Linked DNA regions of Homo sapiens: region 1 is linked to region 2. Evidence: chromatin loops called from intact Hi-C (ENCODE). Cell type or tissue: GM12878. All regions are shown on one strand. Each heading gives the region's core, and the rest is flanking DNA. Links, peaks and the distances in the headings are about the cores only.

The links. A loop is a pair of places that touch in the nucleus more often than their neighbours do. Peaks named below come from ENCODE experiments on the same cell type or tissue, not always from the same donor. Only the 100,000 strongest peaks of a DNase experiment are listed, where the experiment ranks them.
Region 1: it touches region 2 in a loop (6-fold over the local background); 5 of 110 quality-filtered maps call a loop at or near these places.

Annotation. Positions count from the first base shown.
Region 1 is chr5:154,234,569-154,239,568 of GRCh38, forward strand. All of the region lies in intron 1 of GALNT10 (polypeptide N-acetylgalactosaminyltransferase 10), which reads left to right. Among named protein-coding and RNA genes, the nearest start is that of GALNT10, 46 kb to the left of the region's middle. RefSeq lists an enhancer at 3,312-3,361. In GM12878, for the core only: a CTCF peak has its summit at 2,619; DNase peaks (open chromatin) are centred at 3,583 and 4,583; H3K27ac peaks cover 2,236 bases.
Region 2 is chr5:154,068,011-154,076,349 of GRCh38, forward strand. No RefSeq gene overlaps it. Among named protein-coding and RNA genes, the nearest start is that of MFAP3, 33 kb to the left of the region's middle. RefSeq lists an enhancer at 4,384-4,433. In GM12878, for the core only: a CTCF peak has its summit at 4,481 (motif pointing right); a DNase peak (open chromatin) is centred at 4,461.

The DNA of each region.
Region 1 (5,000 bases), core at 1-5,000, 160 kb after region 2:
ATTACCTTCATTTAACACGTGAAGGAAGTAAGGTACCATGAGGTCAAGTAACTTGATAGTGGGATTCAAACCCATTGAGTCTGGTGTCAGGATCAGGTCCTGTGGGCATGTGACCAGTGCATATGCACAGGGCCCTGCACTGAGAGAGGCCCTGCATATACGGGATTGGTCCTGATCAGGGCCTGTGCTTCTTATCTCTCACTACATTATTCTGACAGTAGGCAGAATATGGCACAAGCTGCCCCAATAAGTATTGAGTTCCCCAGCCTGGGAGATGTTCAAGATGAGACTGGACAACACTTGAGCAGGAATACTTTCGAGGAGGCCTAAGTACCAGATAGGAGGAGAGTGGACTAGACACCCTTTAGCATCTGAGATCTGCTGAGCCTTGAGAGTCTAGGATTCTGGGACTTTCCCTTCCACAACTTTACTGAAAGTCAGAAAATAGAGGAAACAGGGCCTGAGGGAAATAGTCTAGTACATAGAATTTAGTGAGAAAGTGGGACAGTTCCCAAAGGAAAGAAATCTGTGGAAGGACAAGGAACCTGGAGACATTTCCCTAGACTTCTGGCAATGGCACTGGGCTGCGGTCCCTTCGAAGCCCAGCACCATTGCCACAAAAACCTGCTTCTCTCTCCTTTATCACCAGAAATGCCCCTGACTAGCTGCAGATAAATAAAATGAACATTCAGTTGGGGGGCCTTCTTGGTCTCAGTGAGCCTGTAGGTTCTACCAATGGGGTACCAGCCACAGCAGCAGCTGGTAATACCATGATTACAGCAGCACAGATGGGGTTCATTCTGAGACCTTGAGTTTTCCTGTCCTCTGAGGCTGCAGTCTTTGCAGAGTCTTTCCTTACCACCTGGAGAGCTGAACAGAGACTTGTAGCTTCAGTACTAGGAAAGGGCCTTAGGGGTTGATTCAGTTTGAGAACAGGAGTTCTCAAACTGTTCTCTGGAACCCACGTGTGTGTTTATGTGCTTGAGTGTTTTGGGGGACCAACAATTGAGGACATGAGAAACCTATGACCTTCTTCTGGACATTCCGTCATGGCTGTACCAGTAACTCTTAATGTTGTGACCCTGAGCCAGTTATTTAATCACTTTGATCCTCAATTTCTACCTCTGCAAAGGAGGCATGAGAGGATTAATGTTAGTACTCAACTTGAAAAATTTTTGTCTAGCTATTCCCGTTAATAACACAAGTTGGATAGTGCTTTGGGGTTTTCAAAGAGCTGTTCACATATGTAATCTCACCGGTTGTCTTAATGGCAAGAAGTCATATTGCCCTCATTTTACTGATAAAGGAACTGAGGCTAAAGACTTAGGAGGAAGCAAAGCCAGACCTGGAAATCCATAATTTTAGAATAGGGATCCTTTGTATTTTCTAAAAGTTTGCCCTTTTGTTCATTGTGCCAAGTTCCCACAATTTGATGTTTACATAGTTCCCAGACCACTCTTGTGCACAATGATGTTTTGCTTAGGTCTGGGGAGCCCTTGATGTGCCCCATCTTAGGTCTGCTTGGACTGGGAGGGAGACTAGCAGAGGGAGTCAAAACCTGAGCTCTAAAGTTAGATCCCTTGTGTTCACAGTTCCAATCTGTCACTCCCCAGCTGTGTCACCAGAACAAATGGCTTAACCTCCTGGAACCTGAATTTTCTCATGTGCAAAATAAGGACAACAGTGGTACCTACCACATGGAACTATTGCAGGAATTCCGTGAGATAATCCATGTAAAATGCCCAGCTCAGTGCCTGACCCAATGCATCTTAGCTGTCATTGTTACTGTTAATGTAACTATTAGCACATTCACACTAAATGTATCCATCTTTAAATGAGCTACTTTCCATATTTTGGTCATTGCACATTAAACACATTTTTAATCAACTTGTTTTAGGCTTAAATTGTAGGCTCCTCTGGTCTTCTTTTTAGCATCTGTTAGAAGTATTTTTAAAAGCTCTGCCTGAATTCATGGGGAGCCCCTGTAAACCCACTTGAAAGCAGATTTCATCACTAAAAACCCACAAAACACCTCAGTGTGAGTGGAGGAATCAGGATGTAATTTATGGCGTCCACTTCTTGCTGCCATTTGGCATTTTGCAAACTGCCATTGCCATTAGCTGTCACTTTTGAGTATTTATGATCTTGCGGTTGGAGCACTTTGATTCTCATAACAGAAACAGGGTCACATTTAGAAAATGTACCCTGGAAAATGTACCACCGAGCTGGAAACTGAGATCCCCCAGGGTGGTTGATGGATGGGGCTGCACAGGGGAAGTGTGGCCTGCCAGCCAGGCTGCGCTGTGCCCTTTCCACATACCACAGTTGGAAGCTATCTTTGTGTCTCAGGCCTCAGCCTGCCAGGCCTGGGCTTTCTGCTTGGCAGTGTCTAGGGGTCTGGGGCAAAAAGATGTGTAGCTAAATACCAAAACCATTTTCCATATGGATGCCCTTCACAGCCGTGAGATTGGCAAAGATAGAGCTAGGATTTGGCAGGAATTCCTCCATGGTCCTAAACTGGTTCTTTGTGTCCCAGGTAGCAGAGAGTTTGGGATCTTGCAAGTGAGGAAGCATGAGTTAAGTGTGGCACCAATATACTGAACTGGCAAGAGGCAGGACATTGTCGCCCCCTTTGGGCCTCAATTTTTTCTCTGCTAAATGGGAGGATTTGGTTTTGGTGAGCTCTGAGGACCATTCTTTCAGCCCCATTGAATCTCTTGATTTCAGAGAGGTGCTTGACTGTGAAATTATTTGGGATTTTTGGTCAAAAGAAGTTGAGCGTTTTGAGAGGAGAGAAGAAATTGCATTTAAGTTGTGGGGTTTTTTTTTGTTTTTAAATCCAGGCTATTCATTGTGTGTGAAAAAGAATACCATCTCCATCACTGTAATGCATCCGCACGCTTGTGAGAATCTGTCTACCAAAGAGTCTGAGGTGAGGATGCAAGTCCTGACTCGGCTATCTCTGTGAGACCTTGGACAGATCCCGGTTCCCCTTGCTTTGTTTCTCCAATTGGGAAATCCCTGCAGGATACTGCATTACATTAGGTTGCTATGTCTTCTTAAGCTCCTCTTGGCTGGGACAGTTTATCAGACTTCACCTTGTTTTTGAGGAGCCCTGGCCAAGCATTTTTTTAGAATCTGTTGGAATTTGTCTGATGTTTTTCTGATGCGTAGATGGGGGTTATGGGTTTGGGGAGCAAGATTACAGAGGTAAAGTGCCATTTTCCTTGCATCACATCAAGGATACCTACTATTAACATGACTTATCACTGTCGATGTTGACCTTGATCACCTGGTGAAGGTCGCGCCTGCTAGATTTCTCCACCGCACCATGACTCATGTTTTCTTCTTTTTCATACTGTACTCTTTGAAGGAAGTCATTATAAGCTGCCCTTGGCCTCCTCTTTTGAGAAGGCTTTTGGGGCCATTTGTTTATTTCATTAAACATTATTGGCTGCTGCCTGCATACCCGGCACAGTGTTGGGTACCAGGGTTGTGGAGTTACATACGTAAGACATGGCCTGTGCCCTTGAGGCATTTGGGGTCTAGAAGGCAACACAGACACATGTAGCAACAGTTACAACAACCCAAGGAAAGTGCAGTGAGAAGTTCCCACAGGCGTGGAAAGGAAGTCGCCTCACACCAGGCTTTTCTGTTTTCTGTTTCCGTGCTTTAAGTGAATTTTCTTAATGCCCTCTATTTCCTTCAACCATAAAGTTTTAAATGTTAAAAAAAAAAAAAAGCCTAGCTTATTTCCTTTCCATAGTTATCCTGAGACTCCTGGATATTATTTTTTAGGCATTTGCATAGCACTTTCTCTGGTGAAAGCATTTTTTAGTCATTAATTAGTAATCCACATTAATATGCAGATTGAATTAATCTATTTCAGGCAGAAGTCTGTCTTGAGGAAGCAAAATAGCTTAAGTGTTATTTCTCCCCACGTGCATCTTCTCCTTCTCCCCCTGCGCTTTACCCTGGTCATTATTAGGATTATTGCTGTGATTATTAAACGCTGATTGAGCACTGGAAGTGTCTGCGGTGCTTCGAAGAACTCCAGGGAAGGCAAGTCCCTGCTCTCTGGACGCAGAGCTGCACAGAGGCTGCCGTGGGGGATTCATTAGCACTGGGAAAGCGAAATTGGCCTCATAAATAGTCATCCTCAGGAAACAGTTTCAGCTGTCCTATTTTTATTTTAGTTGTACTAAGCTGAATTCCTTCTTGGCTGTTATTGTCTGAGGATGTTGGCTTTTACCTTCAGAAAAAAGTATATCCTTCATAATATGACTACCATTTATTGTGCTGTTACTGTGCACCAAGTGTTCGGCAAACTTTGTATTTGATTCGCACCAGCCTCATGGGGGAGGTTCTGTTATTTTCCTCCTTGTAGAACTGAGGAAGCCGAGTCTCAGGGAGGGGCGATCTCAGGGCTGGTCAGTGTCAGAGCTGAGCTTTGAATTCTTAGCCATATAGCTCCAGAGCCTTCCCTCTTAGTGCTTCTCTTTACCTCACCATTCAGTGCCTTCCCAGCCTCACTGCCCACTTTGTTTCTGTATCTTCACATCTTCCTTCCTCTTCTTGTTGGTCTCTGGGGAATACAAGTCTTTCTGAGATAACTCTGCAGGGTAAGTACTGTCTTTATTTATAGTAGGGCTGGCTCAGGAGTCCTCTGCTGCCACTGAAGGAGGTTCTCTCGCCTCCCTTCTGCCTACCTGTCCTTCTGTGCACAGTTCAGGGTCATCACCCTGGGCAGGGCACGTATAAGGCAGGGGTCCCCAACCCCCAGGCCACGGACTACCTTTCAGGAACTGGCTGGCACAGCAGGAGGTGAGCGGTGGGGCGAGCAAGTGAAGCTGAGCTCCGCCTCCTGTCAGATCAGCTGTGGCATTAGGTTCTCATAGGAGCCAAACCCTATGGTGAACGTGCATGCAAGGGATCCAGGTTGCACACTATTTCTGAGAATCTAATAATAAATGTAATGCACTCCCCTCACCCCCCGGACC
Region 2 (8,339 bases), core at 1,829-6,828:
ATCTCAGCTCACTGAAACCTCCACCTCCCGGATTCTCCCACCTCAGCCTCCTGAGTAGCTGAGATTACAGGCACCTGCCATCATACCCGGCTAATTTTTGTATTTTTGTAGAGATGGGGTTTCACCATGTTGGCCAGGCTGGTCTCGAACTCCTGACCTCAGATGATTCACCCACCTCAGCCTCCCAAAGTGCTGAGATTACAGGTGTAAGCCACTGCTCCAGGCCTCTTAATGCATTCTTAATGGTGATCTCAATCCAGTGCAGCACTGATTGATGTACATGGCACTTGAGGGTACCACAAAATCCTTCACAGGTGTACTGCCAAGCTCTGACCAATGGGTACTACGTTAATTTCCTTGAGCTACCATACTAAATTACCACAAAGCTGATGGCTCAAGACAATAGAAATGTATTCTCTCACAGTTCTGGAGGCTGGACTTTTGAAATCAAGGCGTTGACAGGGGCCATGTTCTCTCTGAAGGCTCTAGGGAAGGATCCTTTCTCGCTTCTTCCTAGCTTCTGGTGTTGCCAACAATCCTTGGCGTTTCTTGGCTTATAGCTGGATCACTCCAGTCTCTGTCTTCATTGTCACATGGGTGGTGTCCTCCCCGTGTGTCTGTGTCTCTGTTTTCTCTTGTTATAAGAATGGACAGTCACTGGAGTAGGGCTCACCCTAATCCAGTATAACCTCACCTCAACTAATTATACCTACAAAGATCCTATTTCTAAATAAAGTCACATTCTGAGGTTCCAGATGGACATGAAATTTGGATAGGGGGACACTATTCAACTTAGTCTAGCTACCATTTCTTTTGGCTTCTTACCAAAAATATGGACTGTTCCAGCAGTGTTCATCTGCAGACACTGTGCTGGAAAGGTCATGCTGCCTCGTGCAGAGAGGGGTGGGTTTGAGGAAGAGGTAGGGAGTACATCTGAGCATCAAGGCTGGCAACAAAGGAGCGGTTGTGTTTAATGGAATCTGTCAGGCTGTGCCCTGCAGACATGTACATCACTACAAGCATGGTCAGGTTGAGTGCCCGGGTTGTTCCAGGCAGTAAACAGCTCTGTGCAACAGCAACACTGTGTTTGGGATGACAGAGTAAAGAGCGAAATAATTGTGGAAGCTTTTCTAGACACTTGGGGACTTTATAAGATAGTGCTGTCATCATGATTACTTTTGATTGTTGATTTCTTTGATGGTCTTTTGAGTCATTTCATCCCTTCTAGCTGAGCACCAAAAATTCAGGCATTTAAAAGAGTGTGCTGGAAGGCTGATGGCTGGGCTGTGCAGGGCAGGTGTTAAGGACTCTAGCTCTGAAGGGGATTCCAGGGCAGAACGTCTGCTCTCCCATTTTATTGGCTATGTGTCTGTGGAAATGTTAGTTTCTTTCTCAAAGCTCAGGCTCCCTTGTCTATAAATTGAAGATAATAATAGAGCCTCCTCAATCATTATGTTAAGTAAAATAAGCCAGGCACAGAAAGACAAATTTTTCATGTTCTCACTTATTTGTGAAAGCTGAAAATTAAAACAATTGAACTCATGGAGATAGAGATTAGAAGGATGGGCCAGGGGTGGTGGCTGATGCCTGTACTCCTAGCACTTTGGAAGGCCAAGGTGGGTGGATCACTTGAGGCCAGGAGTTTGAGACCAGCCTGGCCAATGTAGCAAAACCATGGGTCTGCTAAAAATACAAAAATTAGCTGGGCGTGGTGGCATATGCCTGTAATTCCAACTACCTGGGAGGCCGAGGCATGAGAATCACTTCAACTCAGGAGGCAGAGGTTGCAATGAGCCAAGATCATGCCACTGTACTCCAGCCTGGGCAACAGAGCAATACCAGGTCTGTCCCGCAGACCCTAGCCAACAGATGAAATGAGTACTCAGACACAGGTATGCAGTATAAGAGCAGCTAGGTGACTGCCTGGCTGTAGTGGCCAGAGAGCAGCCCCGAGAAGCTGGAGCTGCTTGCTTTATTCAGTGTAGGCACAGTGCCGAAAACCTGGAGCCAACACAACCTGCAGGTAATTAACATTTATTGTTCCCCTTTCAGGGAACATCACGGGTGGATGATCAAAGGCCAGTTCCTGGTCAACAATAAGTAAACAAGCTTGATCAAGATAAATTCCCCTACACTCCCTTGCACCTATTCCTTGCCCTCTGCCTCAGGGTCAGAGAACAGCTGCCTTCAGCTATTCTCCCCCGAAGCTATGCAGATCCTTCCAACCTTTCAGAAGGCCTGCTCCTTTCCCTATAGTTTCTCCCACCAGTCTGACCCATCTCCTACAGAGCAAGACTGTGTCTCAGAAACAAAAAACAAAAAAAAAAAAAAAAGAGAGAAGAAGGATAATTACCAGGGGCTGGGAAGGGTAGTGGGGGACAGAGGGAAGTAGGGATGGCTAATGGGTATAAAAAAAAAAAAAAAAGATAGAATGAGGCAGGGCATGGTGGCTCATGCCTGTAATCCTAGAACTCTGGGAGGCCGAAGTGGGTGGATTGCCTGAGATCAGGAGTTCAAGGCCAGCCTGGGCAACATGGTGAAACCCTGTCTCTACTATAATACAAAAAATTAGCTAGGTGTGGTGGTGTGTGCCTGTAGTCCCAGCTACTTGGGAGGATGGGGCAGGAGAATTGCTTGAACCCGGGAGGTGGAAGTCGCAGTGAGCTGAGATCATACCACTGCACTCCACCCTGGGTGACAGAGCTAGACTCATCTCAAAAAATATATATATATATAGAAAGAATGAATAAGACCTGGTATTTGCTAGCACAACAGGGTGACTGTAATCAAAAATAATTTAGTTGTACACTTTTTAATAACTAAAAGAGTGTGAGTGGCTTGTTTGTAACACAAAGGATAAATGCTTGAGGGGACTTACCCAGATATGATTACTACATATTGCATGCCTGAATCAAAATATTTCATGTAACCCATAAATATATACACTTATTATGTACCCACAAAAATTAAAAGTTAAAAATAATAATAATAAAACCTCCTCATAGGATTGTAGTGAGAAAGAAATGTGAGGAAAAATAATTCATGTGCAGCATTAAACAGTGTCAGGAATATAAAAATGTGCTTAATAAATGTTTGTTTCTATTAAAGTATCTACTCATTTTTTCCTGTGCTGGAGGATCTCTTCCAACAAAAATATAAACATGCTAATTCTCTCATATTAAAACACACAAAAAAACCTTTCTTGATTCTGTTCTCCAACACCCTCCCTTTACAGTGAAATTTTGCAAAAGAATTTTTATTCTCTCTGTCCCCAAATCTTCTCCTCCCATTCTACAAAGAGGCCCTTGCCCCTCTCCCAAACCCTCCCATGATGTTGTGGTCTTCTGTGACCTCCAGGCTGCTAATTCCAGTGGTCAGTTCTCAGTACTCATCTTACTTGGCCGGTCAGCAGCTCGTGACTATTGACAACTCCTTCATTCTTAAAACACTTTTTCACTTGGGTTCCTGGAGCATCACTCACTCCTGACTCTCTACCTATTTCCTTCCTATACTGGAGTGCCCTGGGGGATTCCCTGGACTTCTCTCTTTTATCTTTGCTTCCTCCCTAACTGATCCCATCCAGCCATAAGGCTTTAAATACCATCTCTGATGGCACATAAACTTAGATATCCAGCCTGAACATTTCTCCTGAACACACCCTTTCAGCATCTCTATTTGGATCTCAAATAGACATCTCTAACTTAACATGTATGAAATCGAACTCCTGATTCCCCTCTCTGGTGAAACCTGGTCCTTCTGCAGTCTTCCCCACCTTAGCAAATGGAAACTGCCTCCTTCTAGTTGCTTGGAGTAAAACTCTGGAAGTCATCCTGACTTTTCACTTTTCTCTTTCACCCTGCATCCAATCCATCAGCAAACCTTGAGAGTTCGACCTTTAAGATAAATCTAGAATCTAACCACTTCTCTTCACCTTCACTGTTTCCACTGAGGTCTGAGCCAGCCGCATGTCTCACCTCTATTATAGCAATAGCCTCCCAACTATACTTCCTGCTTCTTCCCTTGGCCCCTTTAGTCCATTCTCTATCCAGAAACCAGAGTGATCCCACCCTTGGCTGCACATTAGAAACACCTGGAGAGTTTTAGAAATTCTAATCTCCAGGCCATATCTCAGACCAATCTAATCAGAATCTTTGGGGATAGGACTCAGGCACAAGCATGGGTTTTTTCCTTTTCTTTTCTTAAGTCAGATTGTGGTACTCTTCTACCCAGAAACTTCCAATGGCTTCTCAGAATAAAAGTCAAAGCCCCCACACTGGCCATGAAGCACTTCTCAGGCCCACCTTGCCCACCCTTAGGAGAGCAAGGACTTTGTTCTGCTCACTGCTCTGTCCATAGTGCCTAGGACCATGCTTGGCACACAGTAGAGCTCACTAAGTATAAATCGAAAGAATGAAGAAAACCCTGAAACCCACTGAGACCAGACAATAGTACCTGTAGAGCTGGTGATGGCCACAAGAGGCCGCTGTTGTGTCGTGGAATGGACAGGAGAGCGGGCAGCTGCTCTTCCACAGCCAGCAGGCCTAGCAGAGTTTTGAGTGGGAACAGCAGGGGGGCACCTAGGTGGTCAAGCGGACAGCTGGGACGTGGAAACATGTTTATTATCGCCCCCCCAGAGCCTCGTGCTCAACACCAACCCTGTTGGCTCCTAGAGATCAGCTGCAGCCCATATTGAGTAAGCTTTTTGAAGGGAACACACCAAAGTGAGAGCATTTCAACAAATACTCAATGGGGTTTGATGGACGCCAGTTCCTGCAGAAAGCCGGCGGGAGAGAAATGAACTTGGCCTGGTCCTGGTACATACAGCCCAGGAGCTGAATTAGATAGAGTTGGGGAGTCACTCTGAGTTGTAGTCCAGAAATTAAATTTCTAAAAATTGCAGAGGGACAGGCATAGAGCCTAGCTTGAATGCTTCCCTTCCTGAATCAGGAAAGTTCCAGGGCCTGTTCTTTGCCCTTCCCTCATTAGTGCGGGATCTGGCCAGCAGCCCGCAATGCGACGGGGCTCTCTCTTTGTTCCTAGGTGGATTGGCAGGTTGAGAAATAATAGACACACACAAGATAGTGAAAGCTGGGTCCAGGGGGTCACCGCCTTTTGGTCCCGCGGTGCCACCAATGCACTGGATATACCAGCATTTATTATTAAGTTTAGTGAGGGCGGGGGTAGGTTAGTGAGGGATTTAGGGTCGTTTGATTATGAGGTGAGATGGTCACATGGGGATGAAGTAATTCTTTAACATAACATTTGTATGTAGAAGTACAGTGCATTTGTATGTAGAAGTACAGTATACAAATAATTTACAATATAGTGTGTGCATCAGTAATTTCTAACAGAGCCTTAAAACAGAAACACAGTCTTTCCATAATCTATGATTAGCAAGATATTAATCAGCAGTAACAGTTGCAGCAAAAGCTGGTTACAAACAATCCATAGAAACAGGACGTGAAGCTAGACAATCGGGTAGACCAGAAATTCTCAGAAGGGAGTATGCCTTAACCCTAAAAAGTCCTAGAAGAGCTGTGGCAAGATGAGGGCATTTATAGCCCTATCTTATCCATATGGACAGGCGCCCCCCATGCGTCCATTTATAGACTCTCCACAAGGGTCTCATTCCATTCCCAGAGCTATGAGCATCTGCTTTTCTGGGATAGGAATCTTGGTGATGTGAAACCTCCCTGACTGCACGTCCATTCTTAGGCTCTCTGCAGGGGGAAGCACATCACGCGCTGTTGGCTCATTCTGGCAGTCCAACCTGGCATTGTCTTTACACAATCCTGCATGCAATTTTGTATTTACAATAATCAGGAGCATTTCATCTTTTATTCCGTAGCAATAGTTTCAGGGGGTCTCCCTACACCTCATTAATATAGCCATCTACATATTCATATGCATATATATGTATATATATGCATATATTTACACATACACACACACACACACACGTGTAGATAACATAATATATAAAACTGAGACCCAGTTCTCCATAAAACTCACCCAGTTTTATTCTCTATGATACAGTATATAAAAGGTCTGGGCTTGGAAATTTTTTTTAAAAAAAGGGAGCCAGGCATAGTGGCTCACACCTATAATCCCAACAATTTGGGAGACTGAGGCGGGAGGATCACTTTAGGCCAGGAGTTTGAGACTAGCCTGGGCAACATAGCAAGACCCTATCTCTACAAAAATTTTTAAGATTTCTGTCCCACTTCTATCTGTGTGACTCAAGATTTACATATGAAGAAGGTGGTCAGCATACCTGTGTTCCCTACTTCATGGGTATTAATCAAATGATGAAATATTGTAAACCCTCCTTGTGAATTGTGGAAATGTCAGGATGGTTTTTCTTTTGTGTGTGTGTGTGTGTGTGTGTGTGTGTGTGTGTGAGAGAGAGAGTCAAAGAGAGGGAGGATCTCACGCTGTTGCCCAGGCTGGAGTGAGTGGCACAATCATAGCTCACTGTAGCCTTTACCTCCTAGGCTCAAGAAATTCTCCCACCTCAGCCTCCCAAGTAGATGGAGCCACAGGTGTATACCACCACACCCAGCTAATTGTGTGGGGGGGGCGGGGGGAACACACGCATGCGTGAGTGCATGCATTTGTGTAGACAGGGTCTCACTATGTTGTCCAGGCTGGTCTTATACTCCTCAAGTGATCTTCCCACCTTTGCTTCCCAAAGTGCTGGGATCAGGATGGTTTTTCTGATGATGGTGGGATGACTTATTAGCTTTTACTAGTGGCACTTGAAGCCACCAGGAATTTAACAGAAGACCCATCCAACCACAGATCCAGGGGAGCCACAGGATTTATTTGCATGTTGTTTGCATACAGTTTAAGAATAATAATATTATTGACCAGGCGTGGTGGCTCGCACCTGTAATCCCAGCACTTTGGGAGGCCGAGGGGGGCAGATCACCTGAGGTCAGGAATTCGAGACTAGCCTGGCCAACATGGCGAAACCCCATCTCTACAAAAAATACAAAAATTAGCCAGGTGTGGTGGTGGGAGCCTGTAATCTCAACTACTCGGGAGGCTGAGGCAGGAGAATTGCCTGAACAAGGAGGTGGAGGTTGCAATGAGCCAAGATCGTGCCACTGCACTCCAGCCAGGGTGACAGAGTGAGACTCTGTCTCAAAAAAAAAGAATAATAATATTATTAATAATAAGAGCTAAAATTTATGGAGCCTTTGCCATAGGCACTTAAACCCATTACATGTAATTTTATTTAATCATCACAACAAATATATGGGGTAAGAACTATTCTAATCCTCCATTATATATAGATGAGGAAACTAAAATTCAGAGAGGTTAAGTTGCCCCAAATGCCAGGCTAATTAATAAATGAGACTTGGACCGAGGCAATCAGCTCCCTTCCCCATCCTCCACGTCAGAGCCTGCTGAATGAGCCAGGAGGATGACGAAATCAGACTTCTCAGAAAATGGCAGCAGGATGTGGTAAACCCGCTTTGAATCTTAGGGTCATGCAGACCTGGTGTGCATTCCAGCTTTACTACTTCTTTTGTTGTTGTTGTATTTTTTTTTTTTTTTTTTTTTTGAGAGGGAGTCTCACTCTGTCACCCAGGCTGGAGTGCAGTGGCGTGATCTCGGCTCACTGCAACCTCCGCCTCCCAGGTCCAAGCAATTCTCCTGCCTCAGCCTCCTGAGTAGCTGGGATTACAGGCACATGCCACCACGCCCAGCTAATTTTTGTATTTTTAGTAGAGACAGGGTTTCACCATATTGGTCAGGCTGGTCTTGAACTCCTGACCTCAGGTGAACTACTTGCCTCAGCCTCCCAAAGTGCTGGGATTACAGGCGTGAGCCACCGCGCCCAGCCCAGCTTTACTACTACTGAACTGCATAAGTGGGCAAGTGATTTATCTCCTCTACACTGCTGGTTTTTCCTCCAAAAGATGAAGATAATATTTCCCCTGAAAGGAGGTTGTTGTGAAGATTAAATTAGATAATACTTAAAGCACCCAGCCTAGTTACTGTCGACATAGAGGTCCATTAAATATTAGTCTACCCCTGTGTCCCCATTAAAGATGAAAAAACCAAAGCACCAAGAGGCTAAATGTCTTAGCCCCTGTGACCCAGTGTGTTCCCCTAGACTTTGTAGTCAGTCCTCAGGCCATCTCCAGATGAGATTTTATCCTTGCTGCAGTTAGTAGTCTAGGACCTAAACTTTTCTCAGTTCTCTCTTAGCTAATTTCTGATCTTCTCCCTCCTGGGATCCTGAGAGAGAGAGAGCTACTGGAAGCCTTTATGCAGCCTCCCTCCTTTCTTGCTTAAAAGGATAAATGAGGGAAGGAGAGGCTAAAAGC